Linked DNA regions of Mus musculus: region 2 is linked to region 1. Evidence: chromatin loops called from intact Hi-C (ENCODE). Cell type or tissue: left cerebral cortex. All regions are shown on one strand. Each heading gives the region's core, and the rest is flanking DNA. Links, peaks and the distances in the headings are about the cores only.

Region 1 (11,044 bases), core at 4,036-9,035:
GAACTGGAGGAGAAGTAGTCCAGGGTGTCACGAGACCTTCCGGCTGACAGAACAAAGCAGGCTCAGCAAATGGAAGTCTCAGAAATTTAAGTCTCTGAGACTGGACGGCTGGTGTGTGTGTGTGTGTGTGTGTGTGTGTGTGTGTGGTGTGGTGTGTGTGGTGTGGTGTGTGTGTGTGTGTTGTGGTGTGTGTGTGTGTGTTGTGGTGTGTGTGTGTGTGTGTGTTGTGGTGTGGTGTGTGTGTGTGTTGTGGTGTGTGTGTGTGTGTGTGTGTGTGTGGTGTGGTGTGTGTGGTGTGGTGTGTGTGTGTGTGAGTGTGTGTGTGTGTAGGAATGACTGACTACAGAGGGGGTGATGATGAATTTCTTCAATGAAGTTTGATTTAAAATTTTAATATTAAAGGGCAGAGATCCAAGATCTGAGTCACTCATGTGGAATTAGATTTAGGAAAGCTCTGTAGAGCTTTAGGCAAGGTGAACTGGAAGAAGGCCAACAGGAGGTAGATGTGTGTGTGTGTGCTTTTATAATTTCCAAATTTCCAAAGTTCTTCTTACCCAGTCAGTCTCTTATTTTGCCTCACAAGAAATTTCCAAAAGTGGGTTCCAGAATTTCCATCTCAAAGATGAGGATATGAAACCTTTTTAAGGGTCCATATTCACTGAAGAATGATACCCTGGAATCAAATAGAAGGTAAAAGCAAAGAGCATTTTATTCTGCAGAAGTCCAGCATGCTGGGGTCTCCCATTACCAAGATGGAGACAACCAAGTGAGCTCCCAGGCTTGATATAAAGCCCATTAGGGGAATTCTGGGGTAGGTGACTTTTATCTTAATCTGTTGGCTTTCTCTCTAGGGACATTCTAGAAGCATTACTGGGGCATGAGGGTCTGGAAACTGTTGCTGACTCTTGCCTCAGGCCAGGTGGCGAGGCAGCTTCTGATGGCAGGGCTAGTTGCCTGAAGCCTGGGGTTTTTTTTTTGTTTTGTTTTGTTTTTCAGTAAGTGACTTACAAGGGCTTGCCTGGACTTGTTCAGATTTTGGAAACAGAGATTCAGGCCTTAGTCTCCTGAACTGCCAATTTGAAGCCTGTCATGGAGTCAGCCTAGCCTTCTCACTTTCAACTTGTAACTTGCCTGAGATGTCATGAGATCAAGGTGTTAATCCCACCAAACAGGGGCAAATTTATCTAAATTATTTGATCAAATTTTCTGTCAGACAGGGCTATCTCCCCAAAGTGAGGTGTGAGAAAATAGCATTGGATATAGGAGGCAGTAAGGCTTATAGCGCAGAGACTTCATGACTAGGGGTTCTCAAGGGTCAGGGAATTTCCAGAGGGATTTTGGTTATGTAAGAACTCGGTTGAACTTCTCCAAATTATTTGGCAGACCTGGTTAAATCCAAGTATTACAGAAAACAGGAACGAACTTGCTTTGAACTTGTAACAAGATGGTTTTTAATCTTAAGATACAGTCAGGCTGGTCCATCGGTGGCTCTAATCTTGTCTTCTTGTCCACTGCATCTAGAGCTTTAACTCATTAACCCTACAGTTACTGCATGGCATTAAAAGCACTGCACTTTAGGGGATGCTTCTTCTTTGGGCCAAAGTTGGATAGGACAATGATTACTTCTGAGAGACAACTACTCTGTGTCTCTTCGAAAGGAGGATGGCGGACGGACGGTGTGAATCAAAGTTCAGTTGGATTCATGTGGCCTGGAAGCATGCAACAGAGAGAGTTCATTCTCTCTTACTGAAGAGTAGCTAGAGCAGGTGTCCTGGCAACCTCAGCCTTAGGAGGTTCACAACAGCTGACTGAGTGACAATTGGTTACCAGAGACAGATTGCTTGTAAGACCTGACCCTCGGGCAGGAGACGCAGATCGATGCAAAAACAAGAGGTTTATTTTCCGGGGCGTAGGGGTCAACCTTCAATCAGTCCCTCTAGGCAAGTGATGAGAAGGTGACCCCGAATGGCTATTACAAACAGTTTTTATACTTTTTAGGGGCATAGGCTACATCAGCAAGGTTACAGTTCAAACTTATTGGCTAAGCATATTGACTTTTAAGTCTATTGGCTAGCAAGCATGACACATATTTGAACTCTACCTGGGACTTTTTCAGAGGGTCAGGTATCTATCAGTTATTATATTCTGAGAATTTTTTTACTCAAGAATGTTCCTGTGGTTGGAGAATGGAACTTTGCTTAGCCTTGACCCTAGGTGGGTGAGTGTAAGTCTGGCAAAAACCCCTAGGGCCCTTCATTTCCCCCCCTTTCTTGTACAAGCTCCAATCCTGGAGCTATGCTTAGGAGTCTCTGGTAACCAACTCATATTCTTCAGGTTCTGTCCTCAGGGTCTCATGTTGACCCAGGGCCATCAGCTCTACTGTTCCTGTCCTCTCTTTCATGAAGGCCCTAAGCTTGTTCAATATGCAGGGTCCAAAGGTCAACAATAGCAGGAGTTCAACTAGGGGTCCTAACGAGGTGGATGGTTAAATAAGGGGAGGAGTTAAACCAAGACTCAACCAGCCCTGACTCTGTTCTCTTTCACTCTTTCGATTGGCTAGCCCTTCTCTCACCTTGGCCATTGAATCTTTAACATCCCGAGAACGGTTTATATAAAAGCAACACTCCTCAGCTAAGATAGCACATAGCCCTCCTTGCTGGAGGAAAAGGTAAGTCTAATCCCCTCCTATTCTGTAGTACTACTTCTGATAATGAAGTCAATGATTCTTGAAGGTGACTGATGGAAGTTTCTATTCTCTCTATATCTAAATCAATGGCTGCCCTCAGACTGTCATACTTTTTTCCTTGTAAGACCAAAGTGGAGCTCTCAGTGGCTGCCCTGGACTCCCCTAACCCCAACAGAAGGGAGACAGTGAGTGCTGTAACAGGCTTGGTGGACAGGCACATAGGATGGGGGAAGGAACTAGAATCCAAAGGTACCACCAGGCGGTCATGATCAAGGTCGAGTGATCTTGAGCTTGAGCAGATTGTCCATCTTCTGTACTGTCCAGCAGGGGTGTCTGGGGAGTGGGGCATCTGCAGGTTTCACATGGGAAGTGTGAACCCAGGCCACAATACAGTCCACCTTGAGGGCTGTGGGAGAGGTTAGGCAGCACCAGGAAGGGTCCCTTTCACCGGGAGTCCAGCAACTGTGCCCGATGCCTCCTTACATAGATCTAGTCACAAGTCTGGAAGCAGTGAGGAGTCTCTGGCATCCCTGGAGCATTTAAAGCAGTTTGGGTCAAATCTCATGTTGTATTGACTGAAGGGCTTGGAGCCTCAAGAAGAGGTTTCTGTCGGTGAGTTGGGATACCTCCAGGGAGGGCTCAGTGGAAACTAAGGCAGTTGGGGTACCACTCATATTCTAGAAATCTAGGCATTAGTTATACACTCTTCCACTCTTTTTAAAATGTGTCTTTGTGTGTGGGCATGTATGTTCTTAGGTCCATGTTTTTAGAGGGAGGGTGCATGTGTATACACATGTGGAGGCTGTAGAACAACTTCCGGCGTCACCCTCAAGAACACTCTTCACTTCCTTTGAGATATGGTCTCCCACTGGCCTGGAGTTCACCAGTGAGGTTAGACTTGAACCCTAAGGATCCCTTGTCTCTTCTTCCCCAGCGCAAAGGTTACAAGTGTGCACTACCAAGCCTGGATTTTTATGTATGTGGGGGAATCCAGCAAGGCAAGCATTTCACCAGCTGAGACACCCCCATTCCATCTTTTTGAGTACATTGTTTTAGTTGTGCTAAAGTATGCAGATGTATATTTAGAGTGGAATTTATCAAGTTCCTTTTGTACTGTAGTTCTTTGTCTAAAGTGTTGAGTTCTGCCCTGAGTTTTCACACATTTGGGTTCTAGTGGTGACTCCATCTACCTGTGGAAGTAGAGTGGTCTAGTGAATATTTAAATGAGGTGGGATCTGGGGTCTGATCTAAGCTCAGATTCCATTTCGGCCCTGGACTATCTTGTGAATACAGGCAAACTGGAGCTAAGAGTACTTATTATACAGCATTATTGAAAGATCAAATGAGCTATAGAGAATACAATAATTCAAAAAAATGTAGTCCATAATAAGCATTCACCAAGTGTAAGGCAAACTGGAGCTAAGAGTACTTATTATACAGCATTATTGAAAGATCAAATGAGCTATAGAGAATACAATAATTCAAAAAAATGTAGTCCATAATAAGCATTCACCAAGTGTAAACAAGAGGTTTGGGTTTTTCTTAACGACCTTGTGGTAGAGCTATTATGGGCAGTTTCTAGTCTCTTAGGAATAACCTGTTTACTGATAGGTTGTATAAGTCACGTGTTGTGAAAGTCACTTGTTAGCATATTCACAAATTCTTCAACAACCATCAATATCTAATTTTAAAATAAATTCCTTTTCTGCCAAAGATACTTAACCTCCTGACCCAGTGGCCAAGCCTGCTCTGATTCACATCCCCCCCCCCCCCCCCGAGACTGGGTTTCTCTGTATAGCCCTGGCTGTCCTGGAACTCACTTTGTAGACCAGGCTGGCCTCAAACTCAGAAATCCACCTGCCTCTGCCTCCGGAGTTCTGGGATTAAAGGCGTGCGCCACCACGCCCAGCTTCTGATTTACATTCTTAACCAAAATGAAACCAGGTTCCATCCAGTTCACCACATTGAATCAATGCTTGCTGCTGTTCATGTTCTTCCTGTGACCCTGGTGGGTGAGAAGGGTTGTCACCCCAGGGCTTCGATTAGAATTTCTTTAGGAACTAAAGATTATGCATATTTTTTATTTTTATTTTTTACCGTTTCTATATCTAGTCTAGTGAAATGTCTAGTAAACCTTCAGCGCATCTTTTTTAAACTGACTCTTAACTCTTTCATCCCACTGATTCCCATCATATATTTTTAATAGTGGTTTTATTTTGTTTCTTTTTTGTTTATTTGCATTAGGGTCTTACTAGCCTTGAAACCTGAGAATCTCAAGAAAACAAGTTCCATAATTTTGAGCCAAATGTGAAGCAAGCTTTAATTAAATACTGGCCAGGATGATGGAATCTGGCCAGATCCATTCTGGGGTTCCCAGGAAATGACCACACATCACATTTTACAGAGGCTTAAAAAGGCAAAACCACAAGACCACTGTATTCTCCATCAGGTCCAATCAATCCTGATGTATTTCCTGCCTTTGTACCTCTCACCCACATCCAACCAAGCACTTTCAGTGCAACCAAACTTGTTTAGAGGGATGGAAACATGCTGCTTGTTATTTCCCAAGAACCACAGCCCCTAGCATTCCTGAATGTTATCTGTCCTTGGGCAAGAGGGGCTTACAGGTTAACTTTGGTTCTTACATATGTAGGCCAGGCTAGCCTTAAACTCAATACCTACTGCCCTCTGGCTCCCAAGTGCTTTATAAACAAGTTATTTAAATCATATTTACTCTCACATCTCCCTCATTATAATTTTTTATATATTAAGTTACAGTTTATCCATCACAACTGTACAAACTGAAAACACACTTTTTCAAGATATTGATATAAATAAAGTTAAACTATTCTGTAAATTATACTTTTTTCTTGTTGCATTATTAAAAATAAAAATACAAATCTAGGGTACTGGAGAGATGGCTTAGAACTTGGGAATACTTTCTGCTCTTGCAAAGGACCACAGTTCAGTTTCCAACATCCATGTCCAGTAACTCACAACTACCTATAACCCCTACTCCAGAGAGTCCAACACCATCTTTTGGCAAAATGGTATGTGTTTCATGCCTATCACCCCAGCACTGGAGAGGCAGAAGCAAGAGGGCCCCATGAGGCCAGCTGGGGCCAGACAGCCCTAGACAAAGTCAGACCTTGCCTCAAAAATGGATAGATTGACAGGCATGTGACCGATATTTTAGAACATATATTCTCATGTGGTCCTGAAAGGTTTTCATAGATCAATTTCTATAAGATCAGTATAATCTCATCACCAAAAGACACATATCCTAAAATGGTTTTATAAACATGTCAGGTTGCGCCCAGGTTATTGAACTACTCTGTATATTCACCTGTCACAAGAGTGTATAAGCTGTGTCCCTCAGGTTCATCACTACCGGCTTTAAGCTCACCTCATGGTTACAGGTCATAGCATCACTGTGACTCAGGAGTAGGTGATGAGACAGCTCTTCTCTAGCACTTCTGAGCCCGGGACTATGGCAAGTGGCTCAGACCAAAGACGTTCCCAGATTTAATACGGTTTTTGTTCATTTTCAGCCATGGTTTGAGCTGCTCTGGTTTCATTCACGTAGAAGGAAAGGAATCCCGACGAACACATTTGGTGATGATAGTGGCCAGCAAATGTAAGTTCCATCAATGTTACTGCTGACCAAGGTAAGGGTCTCCCTATCTGTTTAAAGGCTGCTAAATATCTGACAAGTCAGGTTAGACACTCCTTTTGGAAGCTGCCTGCACGACATAGGATTTCAGCAGCATCTCTGAATCCTAGGCACCATCTGCCAGTAACACCCTCACTACCACGCTCCATTAAAACAACCAAAAATGTCTCTACTCACCCCCAGCTGAGAACCACTAACCTAAATAACTGGTATTTTCCCAAGATCTGCATGGAGCAAGGTGCAGGCATGTGTGAAGCACGCTGCCGCTCATGTCGGGCACTTGCCTGTGGCTGCTCTATCGTGATGAGCCAAAATACTTAGATGTGTGCAACAGCTGGGGACCAAAGTGTGAGAAACCAGTTCCCAAACCGCTAAAGAATGGGGCTGGGTGGTGGTGGTGGTAATAAACCAAAGATAGGGGAAAAGTCTTTTCATTTCATGCTTCTCTTTACTTCTTGAACTTTCACTATTTGTGTATGTTCATTATGCACATGAGCTATTTTCAAAAGCCTAGGAAGTAGTTAACTTTGTTTAACCCAACAGCTCTGAACCTACACAGTTCCATCACCTTCTGAAGAAGGTGCTATGGGAAGCACTGTCTATTCACCCTCTCTGAATCAATGCTACATAGTGTGCATACATACATCTCACTAAAACAAGGCAAGCAACAACAAAAGACGGCGAGAATGTCTCCATTCTTAGCCGAGAAAGCTGAGCCCCAGACTACTGAGTCTACTGAGTTGTCAAGGGTGGGTCTGTGAGTCCTGCCTGTGCCTTTTCTATGTGCCGATTCCGTACTCTATTTTCTCAGGCCTTCTGTTTCTGCACTGACCATTTTTTTCTGCTATTTTAAACACCCAAAGGGACATCTATCTTCCTGTGCCAGAAGTGATCAGTGGTTGATAAAAGTGCTATGGGCATGCCCTTTAACAAAGCTTTGTTGTGGAGATTTGAGTCTGATCTCTTCTACTACATTTTAGAACAGATTTGCCAGAAAGCTTGGCCTCGTTGCAGCCTGCTATTTTAATCTCAGCTGAAGAGATACAGATGCTGAAATGATTAAATTAAAATGAAATTCAGTCTTGAGAAAGTTGCATGTCTAAAGGAATAAAATGTACAATTTTTCATATACAGCTTCTCAATATTCCAGCCATTTGAGAGCCACTAGGGTGTCTTTGTTCCTAGGAATGAGAAGGACTTATTCATCTCTGCATTAACCCATCTCAGCTGCATATTCACTGCCCGCCCCCAAATTTGTGTAAGTTTTTAAGAGCTTGAGATACAAATGTCTTTTGTTGGAGAGCGGAAGGCACCAAGTGAGCCTAGTGCTACTAGTCTCCTCATCCAGTTGTCTCAGGGCACAGCCCACTGGACACTTCTTCAAAGCCTCTGGCAGCTAATGAGACTTCCCAGCTATTGGGCTGGTGGCATTTCTTGCTTTTAAGATCCTTGAAGCAACCAGTTAAGACGTGATAATGGATAATTCAATTGTTTTTTATTGTGCTTGTTTTGACTTTGTTCTATCAGGTCATTCCTTCAGCAGCTATTCTAGTTGTCCCCCCACCCCCATGTTCAGTTCCCATCCTCCCAACACCCTCACCCCTGCTTAAAGGTTGCATAAGCCACTGGTTTCCAAAAGAATCTAAGTGGAGGGTAGAGGCTGACGAGACGGCTCAGTCAGTAAAGGCACTTCTAGCCAACCTGAGCTCACAATCCCTGACCCCTTGAGATGGAAGGAGAAAATTTACTATGAGAAGGCGTTCTTGGATCTCAACGTGCATGTGCTGCTGTCCCTAAATAATGAGTTTTCCGTTTGTTAGTTGGTTTTGTTTTAAGTAACTTGTGGGGGAAGCTAGTCCCAAGCAGCGACTTGCCATGGAGGAACTTCCTTGTCATGTACATTTGAAAGTGAGTTCTGTATTGACTCTTGGGTGGTTAGTGTTAGCATGGGACAGCAAAAACTTCTGGGAGGTCAGAGTAAAGAAACATTTAATGTGTTTAGTCTAGGTTTTTGCTTTTGTTTTGATTTAGAATCAAAGAGCAGCAATCTACCAACACCCCTTTCATTTCTTTTTACTTTAAAAGAAATGATACTCTCCTCCTTTTCTTTTCTTTTCTTTCCTTTTCTTTTCTTTTTTCTTTTCTTTTCCTTTGTCTCATTCTGTCTTCCTTTTTCCTTCTCTTCTGCTGGGCCCAGGCATGGTTTTGCCTATTAAAATGGAAGTGCAGAGAATGGTGTGAAACCCCAAACTCCTCAGAACATTTGTGCTTGGCTAACCCAAGAGTTTCCTGACCTGATGCTGTACTTGCCGATTGGATGAAGACAGGAAAGAGGCGGGGCTTTGTTGGGCATGTGTGAAGAGGAGTCTTATTTTCTCACAGTGGGGCTCACAATTTGTTTGTTTGTTTGTTTGTTTGTTTGTTTGTTTTTGGTCAGATAGGAACTGTCTTAGACTTTTCAGTCCATATGACCGTTTATTATTTAAAAATTTTTTGTTTTTATTTATTTATGTGCATGTGTGTGTGCATTGTGTGTGTGTGTGTGTGTGTGTGTGTGTGTGTGTGTGTGTGTGTGTGTACATGTATGGGTCTGGCATGTATGTATTCACCCAAAGAGGTGAAAAGAAGGTATCCAATCTCTTGGACTTGAATTACAAGTGGCAGTGAGCTGCTGACATGGGTGGCTGGGGACAGAGTTCAGGTCCTCCGGAAGAGCAGCAAGTGTTCTTAACTGTTGATCCATCTGCTCAGGCCCAGTTCACATAATCTTTACTGCAGGTACTGTTGCCTTTGTCTTGGAGAAGCAGCTGTCAATAACATGTCAATAACATGTCAATGAATGAGCCTGGCTTTGGTTCAATTAAATTTGATTTATGGGCTGGGTATAGTGGAGCATGCTTTTAATCCCAACACTTGGGAGGCTGAGGTAGGTAGATCTCTGTGAATTCAAGGCCAGCCTGATCTACATAATGAATCCCAGGACAGTCAGAGATACATAGTGACTCCCTGTCACAAAACAAAACAAAACTCATCTGGGTAGGTGAGAAGTCGCTCTCCAGGCTGAGGATCAGGAGCTTTGAGAGAGACTGTGTGTGAGGTTTGGGACCTGGATAAAGCAGGAAGAAAAGGTATCCCAGGGCTCTGAGCCAGCAGAGCTCACAGGCATCCTGCTGTTCAAACACCTGCCCTTTGACTACCTTGACCAAACAGGATGCCTGCCGCTCCACTGGGTGTGTGTGATTTACTTTCTCCTTCAAAGGCTATGAGAGTGATTGCCCCTCTAGGACAAATAGAGGGATGTTGGCGATGGTGTCAGGAACCAGGACTTGAACTCTGCCCTGGAAGATATCCAGCCACCTTCCTTCTCCACCATGCTGCTTTCTCTAGGAAAGATCACAAAGAAGTAAAGTGACTAGTGTCTCCACAACTTCACTCTACCATACCACACAGAAGAAAGCTTTTAAAGTCACCAGAAGTCATGAGGATCGGAAAACCCTCCAAGCTGCTGGTTTTCTTTATCTGCCAATTTTGAGGAAAGGGTTATTTGAGCTTGGTTCATGGCTCGTTACAACCTGTGTCACCTTAGATGAATCACATAGCTCCCTGAGCCCCTAATCTGCTTAAGAGTAAGGACTTGTGGACCTGCTCAGCAGCAACAGCAGCTCTGAGACAGGATGAGCCCAGCTCCTCAGGTAGGTTCTCTCTCAGTGCTGACAGACTTCCAGCAGTTAATTGCCAATCTGTTTTCATTCATTCCATTAGCTCCTGTGAGTGGCTGCTGTGGGTTGAGAGCCATGGAAACACCTCGATAAACAGGAAGCTGTCAGTCTGGTCAAGAGTCAGGTATATATGCAAATAAGACTGATAAAGCATTTCAAGAATAGGCAGAGTGGGAGCAAGAAGGGAGGGGTGGGGATTAGAAGTGAATAGAGAACAGGCAAAGAGCAGGCTTCAAAAGGGAAGAGTATTGTTTGGCTTCAGGTAGCTCAGTCATTCCCATAACTGATCACTTGCCAACATAGATCTTACCTCATGCAAGAGAAAAAGCAACATCAACAACAAAAATTTTGTTCCTAAAAATATTTTGTAATCTGTGCAAATGTTGGAAGGCAAAACAGGAAACCCAATGAGAGTCAAGGGCAACCAATTCCTTCCTAAGTCTCTTGTGCTTACCGCAGGCAGTCTTGGAAGTTTCCTGCCAGGATGTTCACCAGAGAGGAGCAGCCTGACCGAAGCATTTGCTCCTCAGGACTTCCTTTTAAAAGAAGTTGATTTCATGTCACACAATCTCTGTGGTCTTGGGGGACTCCTCCCCCCAGATTGCAATATTCACGAGTGATTCAGGAGGGAATGATTCAATCGTGTCTAATTGTACTGCACATGACATTGAGGAACGGCCTTCCAAATCACACAGGCTTGCAGTACATCAGTGTGGCAGGGCAGGCTGCCTGGGGATGAGTTTTAGTACCAGCACTTGCTAGCAAGGCGACCTTGTTTCTGGGAGAGATAAATGACATGATTGCTGCACAGAAAGCAGCATAGCATTTGGCTCAAGAAATGAACACAGATTCCCATCAGTTCTTCCTTGGACGTCTTTCCTGGTGCTGCTCTATGGCTCCAGCCACTGCCTAGTGTTGCATCACCTTAGGCTAAGTTCACAGCTATCTCTGTAGTATAGTTCAAAC
Region 2 (11,044 bases), core at 3,573-8,572, 87 kb after region 1:
AGGTACAGGGTCCTTGGGAAGAGCAGCAAGCGCTCTTAACTGCTGAGCCACCTCTCCAGCCCACTGTGTACTTTCTTTAGAAATATTTAATTCGCTGCCCCTCCTTTATTTCTCTGGTTTATTTTGTTTGTCAGGGTCTCGTGTGGCTCAGATTGACCTTGAACTCACTATGTAGCTAAGGCTATCTTTGAACTCCTGAATGATGCAGAAATGCTTCAACATCTCAGATTCTGGAATTACACCATACCTACCCCCATGCACCCCCCACTACCCTGTCATCATACTTTAGAGTGTTTGTTCTTGTCATTGTTGGGAGTCACTACGTGGGGTACATATGTGCGTGCGCAACGTTAATTTCTCATCGGATATGGTTTGCAGATATTTGTTGTCGTTATTTAAGCCTCCTTTTCTTTTCATTAAGAATGCTCTTTGTTGCACAAGTGCTCTTACTTTTGAAGATCTTGTTGTCTGTTTTTTTATTGATGTTGCTTTGTCTTTTGGAGGCCCAACCGTAAAACTACAGTCAAACCTGTCGTAAAAGTCTCTGCTGTGTTTTCCTCTAGCTGAAATATAGTGCTGGCTCCTGAGGTTAGCTCCCAGATCCACTTTAAGTTGACTTTCCAGATGCTGCAGAGTGGGATGTAGCTTCTTTTTATGTTCATCTGTATTTCTTCATAATGACTCATGCTGTTGCCTTGGGTTCTTCTGTTTAGCTGGAAGGACTCCCGTTAACAGTTCTTGTAGGGCTTGCTGGTAGCTCATCAAGGAAACCCTCAGCCTTTGCCAAATGCCCTTAGCTGTTTCTCCTCAGAACAACAGAATACTCAAGAAAAGCCACTGACAGGAGGAAAGATGCACTTTGGAAGTTTCCATCCCTGGTTGGCTGACTCCATTGCTGTGAGCCTGGGGTGAGGCTAAAGCATCGTGAAGGAGTCACAGGGCAGAGCTAAGGTGCCATCGTCATGGCATCTGGGGAGCTGAGCAGTTGATAGCACGGTCTGCTTTCTCCATCCAGGTCCCACCTGCTCACAGCCCGTTCCATGAGAACTCATTGGTGTCCTTGTGAACCAGTCACCTCTCAAAGCACCATGAGGTCTTCTTGGGTCTTTGCTCAGGATGCACTTGGCGTTGAGCATAGCTCAGATGCCTCTGCCTGCCAGGTGTAATGTCACAGAGAGTTTGCTCCAGCTTCCCTCGTGGACAGTCTATTGAATGCCTGTGTCAGACTCTTCCCTCCAGGCCCTGGCGGGTTGTCAATTCCTCCTATGTGTTTTTTGGACAATGCCCTCTGCTTCTTTGTATTAAGGTCTTAGGAAAATTAAAGCCATCATCTTACATCAGGCTTTTGGGTAACCTTTTGGACACATGTGATATAATGTGGGAGTGTGGTCTGCTTTGCTACCTCAGAACCAAGGACCAGAGTCCTACCCTAGAAACACATGCTGTTTCTGCGTCAAGATTGTTACCAAGCTGAGAGGGGTGGGACAGAGACAAGTAAACCTGTCACAGGGCTTTCCCGTTTTCAAGTTGCCTTGATTTGATTCAGTGTTCACAGGGTTGCCTTAAACCTTTAACTATCAGAATTCTAAATTTTTCAGCTCTGTGCGTGTGAGTGTGTGTGTGTGTGTGTGTGTGTGTGTGTGTGTGTGTGTGTATCTTGCCTGCACATTATCTTATTTGGAGCTAGCTACCCCACCATATTGCTGACATCATTCCACACTTAAACTTTTTTTTTAAGATTTATTTTATTTTTGATTTTATGTGTGCATGTGTATCTGTGTGGAGGTATGTGCACATAAACTTTCTGGCTTCTTGGAGAATTATTCAAAACAGCTTTTGGGAATGCAGACAACTTGACAACTCAGTCCCTAGGAGTCCAACATCTAAGATCTACCCTTTAGGATTCTGGCAGAGAAAAGGCATGAGTCGTAGCTGACCATGCATTCAGGATTCCTCACCTGGATACAAAAGAAAAACAACAAGCACTCAAGCACAGAACAAGCATCCTGTTTTCTGAACATTAAGAGCGGAAGGTCAGATAGCCTGTGGTCTCCCATCTTGCAAGTACATCTCCTTTTACTTCAAATAGAAAATTCACCAGCAAGAAAGCACTGTGTACTCTCCAAGGATGGAAATGAAAGAATTTCTGAGCTGACTGAAAGTGTATTTGCAGCCCTTGTTGTCTTAGAGTCGCAGGGTCATCCACCTGGGCTGGAACATAGCTAACCAAAGGTGGCATAGCTGACCGGAGGCAGTCATGGCTCTGCTATCAAGCTTGCTTGGCTGGGCACTGCTCTATGCCACACTGCAGCAGAGCTAACCAAAGGCGGCATAGCTGACCGGAGGCAGTCATGGCTCTGCCATCAAGCTTGCTTGGCTGGGCACAGCTCTGGAAACAGAGAGAGTTGCATTGTGAAGAATTTCCAGATGACAGTCTTTCTTACTCTTTCACTTTGTTCCTACACTCTGAGTCACATGGTCAGATACAATATAAATAGTTCAGCAAGTGCGTCCCCAAATCATCTTTAAAAATTACAAAGAACATTTGCTGATTTGCTTTCTTTAGACACTAGAGTTCAGTACCCTAGATGATGGAAAGCAGCTAACTTAGCTTGTGTCTTGCTTTAATCCACACTTGCATTAATTTTCTTTCCTGTCGTTGTGGTTAACACCCTGACAAAGGCAACTTAAGGGAGAAAAGGTTTACTTGGGCTCTCAGTCCGTCATGGACTGGGAAGCAAGGCCATGGGAGTTGGCCACACCATAGTCACAGTCAGAAAGCAGAGAGAGAGAGAGAGAGAGAGAGAGGACAGACAGACAGACAGAGAAACATTTGCTTGCTTTCTTTAAAATGAAATAGAATGTATTTTATGTTATGTGTATGAGTGCTTACATGAATTATATGTGTTGTGTGCGTCTGGTTCCCATGGAGATCAGAAGAAGGCATCAGATCCCCTGAAACTGGAGTTACAGAGTTTTTTGAGCCACCATGTGGGTGCTGAGAACTGAAGCCAGGTCTGCTCAGCTTCTAAGCCATCTCTTCAGTCCAGGAAATGGTGCCATGCACATTTAGGATAGGTTTTTCCACCTCAATTAATTTCATATAGATGATCTCTTGAAGTCATGCGCAGAGCCTTTGTCTCTTCAATTTATTTTAGTCAAGTTAACAAGCACTATTAACCATTACAAGGCTATATTCCATAAAGTAGCTGTGTATAATGCATTTTGGAAATATATTTTGTTTTGTTACCAAGGAGAGAAATCACACATACACATAGAGATGCAGCCTTTAACAACAGAGTGGAAGGATTGGGCACCACCACACGGCTCCCCATGACATGTGAATGTATCATTGCTCATTTATTAGGCAAATATGTATGAAATTATTATAACGCTAAATTATACAGCTAGAAAAGCTAACAAAATATCTGCTACTGGCTTCCCTAAAGCTCATTGTGTCCACAAGGAGCTAGGATAACCCAAATATGAGGAAAATATAACGGGTATGAGGGAATCGCAGCATGCAGAAGGAGAAACTGACACTGGGAGAGAGTCTGGAGATGGGAGTGTGATTGAGGAAGGGCTTCTGCAAGTCAGAGGGTGCCAAGGAGGCACACAGTACACCGCAGGGCACTCCTAAAAGCCAATCTCAGCGGCAGGATGCCTCATCTACCAGTAGAAGCGGTACAAGATGCTATTTTGTGGTTAAAATTGTGAGCCTGATATCATTATGGGAAATTTGCTGTTGGCACTGGCCCTGCTTTGCATTATTTATGCACTATTGATTTTTATTATGGAGGAACTATCTTTCCTTGGACTTACTTTGTTGATTTTCATTTATTGCAATTAGGTTTCAATAGAGTCATTGCTGATCTTGGTCATCAAATCCTTGCATCAAATGCTTTTGTTAACTATATGAATTATGGGTTCAGAAACTTGGTGTTAAGTGGATTTATGTTGAGATTAGATTGAAGGCTTGTGTTTAAAATGGTGTGTATTTTCTGTATGACTATCAGCCACTCTTTGTGGTTAATTTAAAAGTTCCCAGTTAACATTAGTTTATGACAGTTTGAGGTTTTAACCATAATAAAAAAAAAAACAAAAACAAACAAACAAAAAAAGCCTAGATGATTGTTCTTAATATATCGATCGCATCTTTAAAGGCACAAAGTAAACACCCACAGCTGGCATGCTGTCAAGTTTCATTATGACTTTGATGAAACTGTTTAAAGGAGAAGCTGGAAGTACATCTTTTTATGATAATAGTGACATTTTCATTGCTGCTAACTTCAGAATTATGGCTAATATTAACTAATTAATTCAAACTACAGTCTTCTGTTGTGGAGAAGGCAGGAGTCTATGTTCATCTGGAACTTTTTAAATGTCTAGCTTAGGAATCATTTCAAATTGTGGTTGCTTATTCTGCTTCCTGTTGAGATTACCTGGCTGAGGTAAGTGGAGTAGCCTAGAAGAAAGACCAGGCAGACACTAGAGGTGCTAACTACAGTGCTGCATGCTGTATGCTGCACACCTACAACTCCCTCCTCGAGGGGCAGAGGCAGGAAAACCACGAGTTCCAAGCCAGCCTACACTACAAACTAGACGCTGCCTCAAAGGTAGCTATGTAGCTCAGTAGTGGAACACTTGTCTGGTATGTGCAAGGCCTGAATTTGATTCCTAGCATAGGAGGGGTGTGCAGAAGGGGGCTGGGGTAATGGATACACCGTTTTGAATAAACAGGAATTAGGAAATATCTACTGAAAACGAAGTAAATAGGCCAAATACTCTAGTGACAGGTCCAATCTATCAGTAAGAAGAAATTATGTGACTGTGTACTCAACAGAGAAGGGGCAAGATAGATGATTATTACTAACGCAGTCTAGCTCACAGTCCTGTCTTTGTGTAAAGCTCAAATTTCTTAGCACAAAATGTGTTCTTGAAAGCTGGGGTTTTCTCCAAAATGGAGAGTCATTGTTGGCTCGCTAACACAGTGCCAAGAACATCGGTAACAAAGTTTAATTATTCATTGCTTCTCTTCTCCTTTAGCCTCATCTGAAGATTGCTTTATAATTGTAAAAATAGGCCTATCCGAGGAACGACACATTTCACGTTCTTCCTTTGGAACCTGAGTAGCTAAGGCAGCCTTTCTTCTCCAGACATATTCCCCTCATTCTCCTCTGTCCATATGCTGAGAGTTGGAACAACATTTTCTAGGAAGGAAAACGGCTACAGGAGTTTCCAGTGCCTGGGTCTCTTTGGAGTTGGACAGACCTGAATTCAAATTGTGTCATGGTTTGTATTTCCAACCTTCTCCTCCATAGTTGTGCAACCTTAAGCAAGTCACTTAACCCCCAAAGCCTTTGTTACTAGTTCATAGGGTGAAAAAAGGACGGTGACCGTCATGTGGGGTTAGGTTTAGGACTTAAGTTCAAGTTGAGTGTTCAGTCCAAAGTCAAATGCTCACGAAGCCCACGTGGTATGAAACCCATCAGACAGTCATCATCACCGTCCCCTGCTAAACCGCTAAGATGTGGGCTCCTCCATCTTCTGATGTTTAAAACTCACATAACTCAGAATGTGACCGTATTTGGAGATAACAACTTTCGGGGGTGGTCATGGTAACATGGGGTGTTTAGGGCTAGATCCTCATTTCCTGTAGCTGGCATCCCTATTAAACAAGATTGGGATATAGACACGTATGAAGGAAAACCGCAGGAAGACACTCGGAGAGCTGTGTCTAACCTCAAGATTAGGAGAAGGGCATCAAGGTTCTGATAAACTGAATGTGGACTTCCAAGCTCTGGAAATATAAAATATAAATTGTTGGTGTTTAAGCCACCTAGTCTGTGGTATTCTACTACAGCAGTCCTTAAAAAGAGAGTGTAAGGGACAGAAAGAGTTTATTTCTAAATTGCATGTTAAACACTGTAAGATAAGGAATGTTCCTGTAGGCTACTGCCTTTGGTCTGTTTCTACCAATTTCTTGCATGAGGAAAAAAAATAACTCTAAGCTGCATGTTCTGTTCTCTGTCCCTAAGCTGCCATCTGTGGGGTTTGGCGAGCAGGAGTGGAGCCTTAGATGGAATACAGACGAAAAGATCATGTGGTGGGTGGCATAGCTAACATGCCCCAGAGCTAATATCAACAGGCTAAGGACTTAGAGCCTGTCCTGTCAGTACCAGTTAGAGCACTGAGTAAGAGAGGCAGCCGTCAATCAGAGGGAGTTTATATTTAAATATCACAGCTAGAATATTTGTGCTTTCCTCCAGGCAGAGGTAAACATGCTTGTTCATTTAGTGTCACAGGAACAAAATCATTAAACACTAAACACATTAAACATTAAAGTCTATAGACTTTCTCTTCCTAACGCCAGACAGGGTCATGATTTCACTGAAGCGGGTATGGGGGTGACAGTTGCCACACAAATTGCAACTGACAGACCACTCCTAGGGACCTTTTCTTCTCGGCAATTTACACTGTCACTGTTGTCTACAAGGCCATTCTTCCTGGCTACTCAGTCACCCTTTGTGTAACTTTCCCTCATTTCAACTGTCCCTGGCTGGGCTGAGGGACAGGCAAGCTCTGGAAGCCACAGACAGGAGTCACTTTTTTCTTTTCTTCATTCAGTCCAGGCACATCAGTCCTGGAGACAAGGAACGAGCCCTCCCCTTCCTCTCACTTCCTCTGACATTTCTGCTGCCAACATGACGCCCTGACTTTTCCTTCTAGAATAAAATTCTGTATCTGTTGTCATTGGAGGGAACACAAAGACTGAAATCACTGAACAACCATCATAGAGGTTCTATTACCAGGGAAATGGGGTCCTCTCTTGAAGTTCTTAGTCTCATGATTAAAAGAATTTTAAATGTGGGCTATAAGTGGAGGCTTAAGGACAATTGGGTTAATTTAAAAGCAAAATCTCAGGGCAGGGATGTTATAAATCTTGACAGCTACTTGGAGGAGGAAAATGAAGAAAAGATGGAAAAAAGTCATAAGTTTGAGTTAAGTGGCATGGAGGTCAGCCACACAGCAAACAAGAAGGCCTATGGCACAGAGGGGAACCTTAGAGAAACTAAAAGTACCAAAAAATAAAACACACGTGGACTCTGACTGGCAACTGAAAAACAGATGGAAAAGAAAAAGGAATAGGGACAGAAAGGTGGGCAGACCCAACAGAATTGCACAGCAGCTTGTAGATACTTCGGGAGCAGAGGGGATTCTGGGAAAGAGAAGTATATTATCTTATTGAAAGAACAGTTATTCCTACCAACTCTTTAGCATGGTTTAAGATGGGCCCATCTTCCTGGGTGGCAGTAAAGGTAATTGACCTGTCCAACTGGATTAACTTTTACTGCAAAAGACAATGGCTTCTCTCCACCTGAAGGTGGATTCCATTCCTTACTATGACCACTCCCTACTGAAAAGGTAAACCTAAAATCATTTAAGAGATGGGGTGAAATTGGAACTTAATAGAACTCATGTTTTATGAAAATCAAGAGGGAGATCCAGCTCCAAAGATTTTTACCCGAATGACTGATGTCTGCACTGGAGTTCCAGTCCCCACCTTCACACAGAGCCTCTAGGCAAGGGTGCTCATTTAGGCAGAGACAAGAAACCAGAGCATTTGAGCCAAGGACAGCTCTGGAACTGCGGTTCTCAGCGCACCTCTCCTTGAGCTGCCTGTCGGGTTTCTATCTCTGGGTCTCTATGTGAGTGGAGTGTAACGTGAGATTTGTGCTGTAAATTTTTTGGGATAGCATTTGAAATGTAAATGAAGAAAATACCTAATAAAAATTGAAAAAAGGAAAAAAAAATGAAGGTAAGAAGGGATGGCACTTACTCCTAATCTTGACATTTTCAAGTGAGTTGCTGCTTCCAGGAGTTTGACATCCCGGGGGATTTCCTCCTTCCTGTGACTGCCAGCATTTAACAGGGACCAGCTAGCAAGAAGGCTGGTGCATACCCGTGTCCCAGCAACACAGTGGAGAGAGGGGGTCAAAGCTGAGAAGTGCTGGCCTACTAGCCACCAACTAACACGCTCTGCCTCTTGGTTTCAACCTCGCACAACCCTGAGAGTTTGAGCCAGCACTGTTGAAGCCTCCCTTTACTCTGCTCGGTGTCTTGCTGAGGTCCTGGGAAAGTAGGCTGGGCTTCCCAAATCTTCTGAGTACCATCCTGTACCTTGTCCCTTAGGTCACGGCTTAGGAGGCAGCTGCCCACTCAAGGGAGCCATGGGCGGGCGGGCCTGATGAATCAAAGCATTGGGAAAACGGGACACGTTCAGCAAACTTAGCATGCACAGACAGCTGGGCCAACCTCTGGCTCACTGCCTCTTCTATCTCGCACAAACAATTCCATTCGTGGAGAGTTTCTACTATTGCTGGAGATCTGCAGGGTACCTGGAATGTTCTGGGTACTGCCCTTTCCAGAGAATGGATTAGCAGAAATTCCCTTACTTTCTGTCACCAGGAGTTATCTGACTTTCTGGCACAAAGATAGCATTGGCTGGGTTTCTTGCTCTCGCTTGCACACAGGAAAGGTATGCGGAATGCAGGTGAGAGATACAAGCCAAGAGCACAGCGTTTTCCCAGTGCCACATGGTGCCCAGAGCCCTGCTCTCGACCGAGCTGCCTCTGTCTTTGCTTCACAAAAGCAGCTTGCCTGACGGACCTTCGACTTAGAAGACAAGATGACCTTGGGCTGGCCAGCCATTTCACATATTGATCTTCTACTTGTGGCTAGAACATTTTATACTTTGGTCTGCCTGCTTCCAGCTTACACAACCAAGCTAATTTCTGACTCCTGGGGTTTGGCCAGGATGACAGTGTTAGGGATAGAAACTCAAACAAATATAGGGGTTTTTATGATGAACCCCACCCTACCCCCACCCCAGTCTGAGTGCCAACATTCTTAAGCAACTGCTGGAGGAGTCAGGTCCAGATGGCAGGCTGTCCTGTGGGCTTGGAATCCCCCCTGGAGGTTCCCTGGGCCTCCCTGTGTGAGCATCTCTGATCAGGAACTGAAGAGAGAAGTGTCTTAGGGATGGCTCCATTGGAGTTGGGGCTGGGTGACCTCAGGAACCTGCCTTGGATGCATCTGGGGAAGAAAAGCTGTTACCTGAAAAGGGGCTTTTTGTGGGGCTCTGTTCTAGACCTCATGGAAACTTACTTTTGAGATCTAGAGGTCTTAGCAGGAGGAAAGCCTGCTCCACATGGGTGGTTTCCTTGTGGGCTACAGAAGGCGACTGCCAAGGTCTAGGCTGCAGGTGGCCAAGGAGACGGAGCTGGAGGTGAGACTTCCATAGCAGTTCCTCAGGCCCTGGGGTGGTCTAACTGTTGTCATCCTCACAGACCCCTGCAGGTCTGCACCATGATCTACGCATATCTGGAGTGTGAATGAAGGTTGGGCATGCTTCCACTAGGACTCAGAGCTGCAGGTGTAGAAATGCTTACATCCCAGGCAGGGATGTTACTGTCCAGCTGTAACATTCATTTACATAAATGCAGCTACTACAATGTATTGCTGTAACTTGGGTTGGGTGCCAGGCCCTGGGGACAGAACTAGAAGAGCCTGGCATTACCTTTGATATGGGCAGGGAGTGGGGACAAAGCAAACATAACGACAATGCAGTATGAAGAGGATGATGTCTTGCTCTGTACAGTATGGGCCATGTTCTAAGAGAGGACTACCTAAATCAGACACACAAGACCAACAATAGCTTTGTGGAGGGAAGACAGGGAAGCCGAGATCTGGTGCTGTTTAAACCCTGGATACCCACCCAGTTTGTCCGTGCAGTTTCTTCTTGTCTCTGTCCAGCTTTGAACACGTGCCACTCTGTGAACCTCTCTTGTTGACCCCTTTTCTGTCTACCTTCCGCACCAAGTCTCTTGTTTTTCAATATCTTATTTTAGAGCATTGACTCTGAGCTAGGATCTCTACAAAGATTGTCTCATACCAACCCTATGAGATGGTGGTGCCAGACTGCCAGCGTTCAAACTCCAGCTGAGCCACTGCCAGCTTTGAGAGTTTGGGCAAGCAAGTTAAAAAACTGTCAGAGTGAGGCTGGAGTAAGTTAGCATCTGAGTGTGCTCAGAACGGATCCCGCCATGGTCTGGTACTATGTGAGTGTTAGCTGATAGTGGGCAACTTCCCGCTACGGTGGGATAGGGGTTGTCCCCAGCAAAACTCACATTGAGTCTTCATTTCCCTGTACTGCAGTGTCAGGAGGCGAGGCCTTTAGGAGGCATCTGAGGCATGAGGGATTTACCTCTGTGTATACATTCATGCCTTTCTTGAGAGATGAGGTTCGGTCTCTTGGGAATGAGCTGGGTCTCGTGAGACTGAATAAGCTTCTGTGAGACTCGCTGTCCTACAGCAAGGCTGCTTGCCCAAGTACTCTTCCTTATTGCTCTAATGTGGGATCCTACTACGTGGTGTTATGTCATAGCAAGCAGTCCACCTCAGGTGCAGGAGCCTATCCTGGAGCAGAGTCTCCCTTTCATGGCATTTCAGCCTTCCACTTGCCCCTTCATCCTGACCTACAATGTCCTGTCACCCTAGCCTTAGCTGTGTCCCACTGAAATGCTGAAGTAGCTGATGCCAGTCTCACCCAGTTGGTCCACATCTGGGCTAAAACACACACTTGGAGTTTGTGCTCCTAAGACCATTCCTGGCCTCAATTTAGAGTACTCAGGCCTGCTTTGACTTTTCAGACAGGGAGACAGGTTAGTTGAAGAGTTTTCATGGGCAGGGAAGCCTCAGGGAGTCAACCAGGGGAGCTAGGATGCTAACCCAAGAAATACGGGAAGGTGGAAGGTGGTGAAGAGGAGGCAAATGGAGCACTGGATGGAAGGTACACAAGAGATGTAAAAGTCAAGTGTGGCTTTGGAGACACTTCTAAATGGGATTGTTTAAGCAATGAAGGCCCCAACCCTGATGTCAAGTGGAAATGCCCCTCAATTGTCTTCTGCTGGCCGGTGTGAGTCTAATATGGGGGGGGGGGCATTGATAACATCACACCTGTCCACTGAGTGGGGAAAGAGGG

Evidence for each region. A loop is a pair of places that touch in the nucleus more often than their neighbours do. Peaks named below come from ENCODE experiments on the same cell type or tissue, not always from the same donor. Only the 100,000 strongest peaks of a DNase experiment are listed, where the experiment ranks them.
Region 2: a loop joins it to region 1, with 8 times the contacts of the local background. A loop is called at or near these places in 1 of 42 quality-filtered maps.

What each region holds. Positions count from the first base shown.
Region 1 is chr15:36,323,925-36,334,968 of GRCm38, forward strand. It overlaps Gm38600 (a long non-coding RNA gene), which reads left to right. Exons shown (of 5, transcript XR_875144.3): 2 at 584-690; 3 at 2,561-2,668; 4 at 6,238-6,323. Gm33826 (a long non-coding RNA gene) reads right to left here and starts at 6,982. Exons shown (of 3, transcript XR_875139.2): 1 at 6,093-6,982; 2 at 2,940-3,216; 3 at 557-673. In left cerebral cortex, for the core only: no CTCF peak of the experiment used is centred there; DNase peaks (open chromatin) are centred at 6,529 and 7,332; H3K27ac peaks cover 798 bases.
Region 2 is chr15:36,411,567-36,422,610 of GRCm38, forward strand. No RefSeq gene overlaps it. Among named protein-coding and RNA genes, the nearest start is that of Gm34316, 39 kb to the right of the region's middle. In left cerebral cortex, for the core only: no CTCF peak of the experiment used is centred there; a DNase peak (open chromatin) is centred at 6,048; H3K27ac peaks cover 947 bases.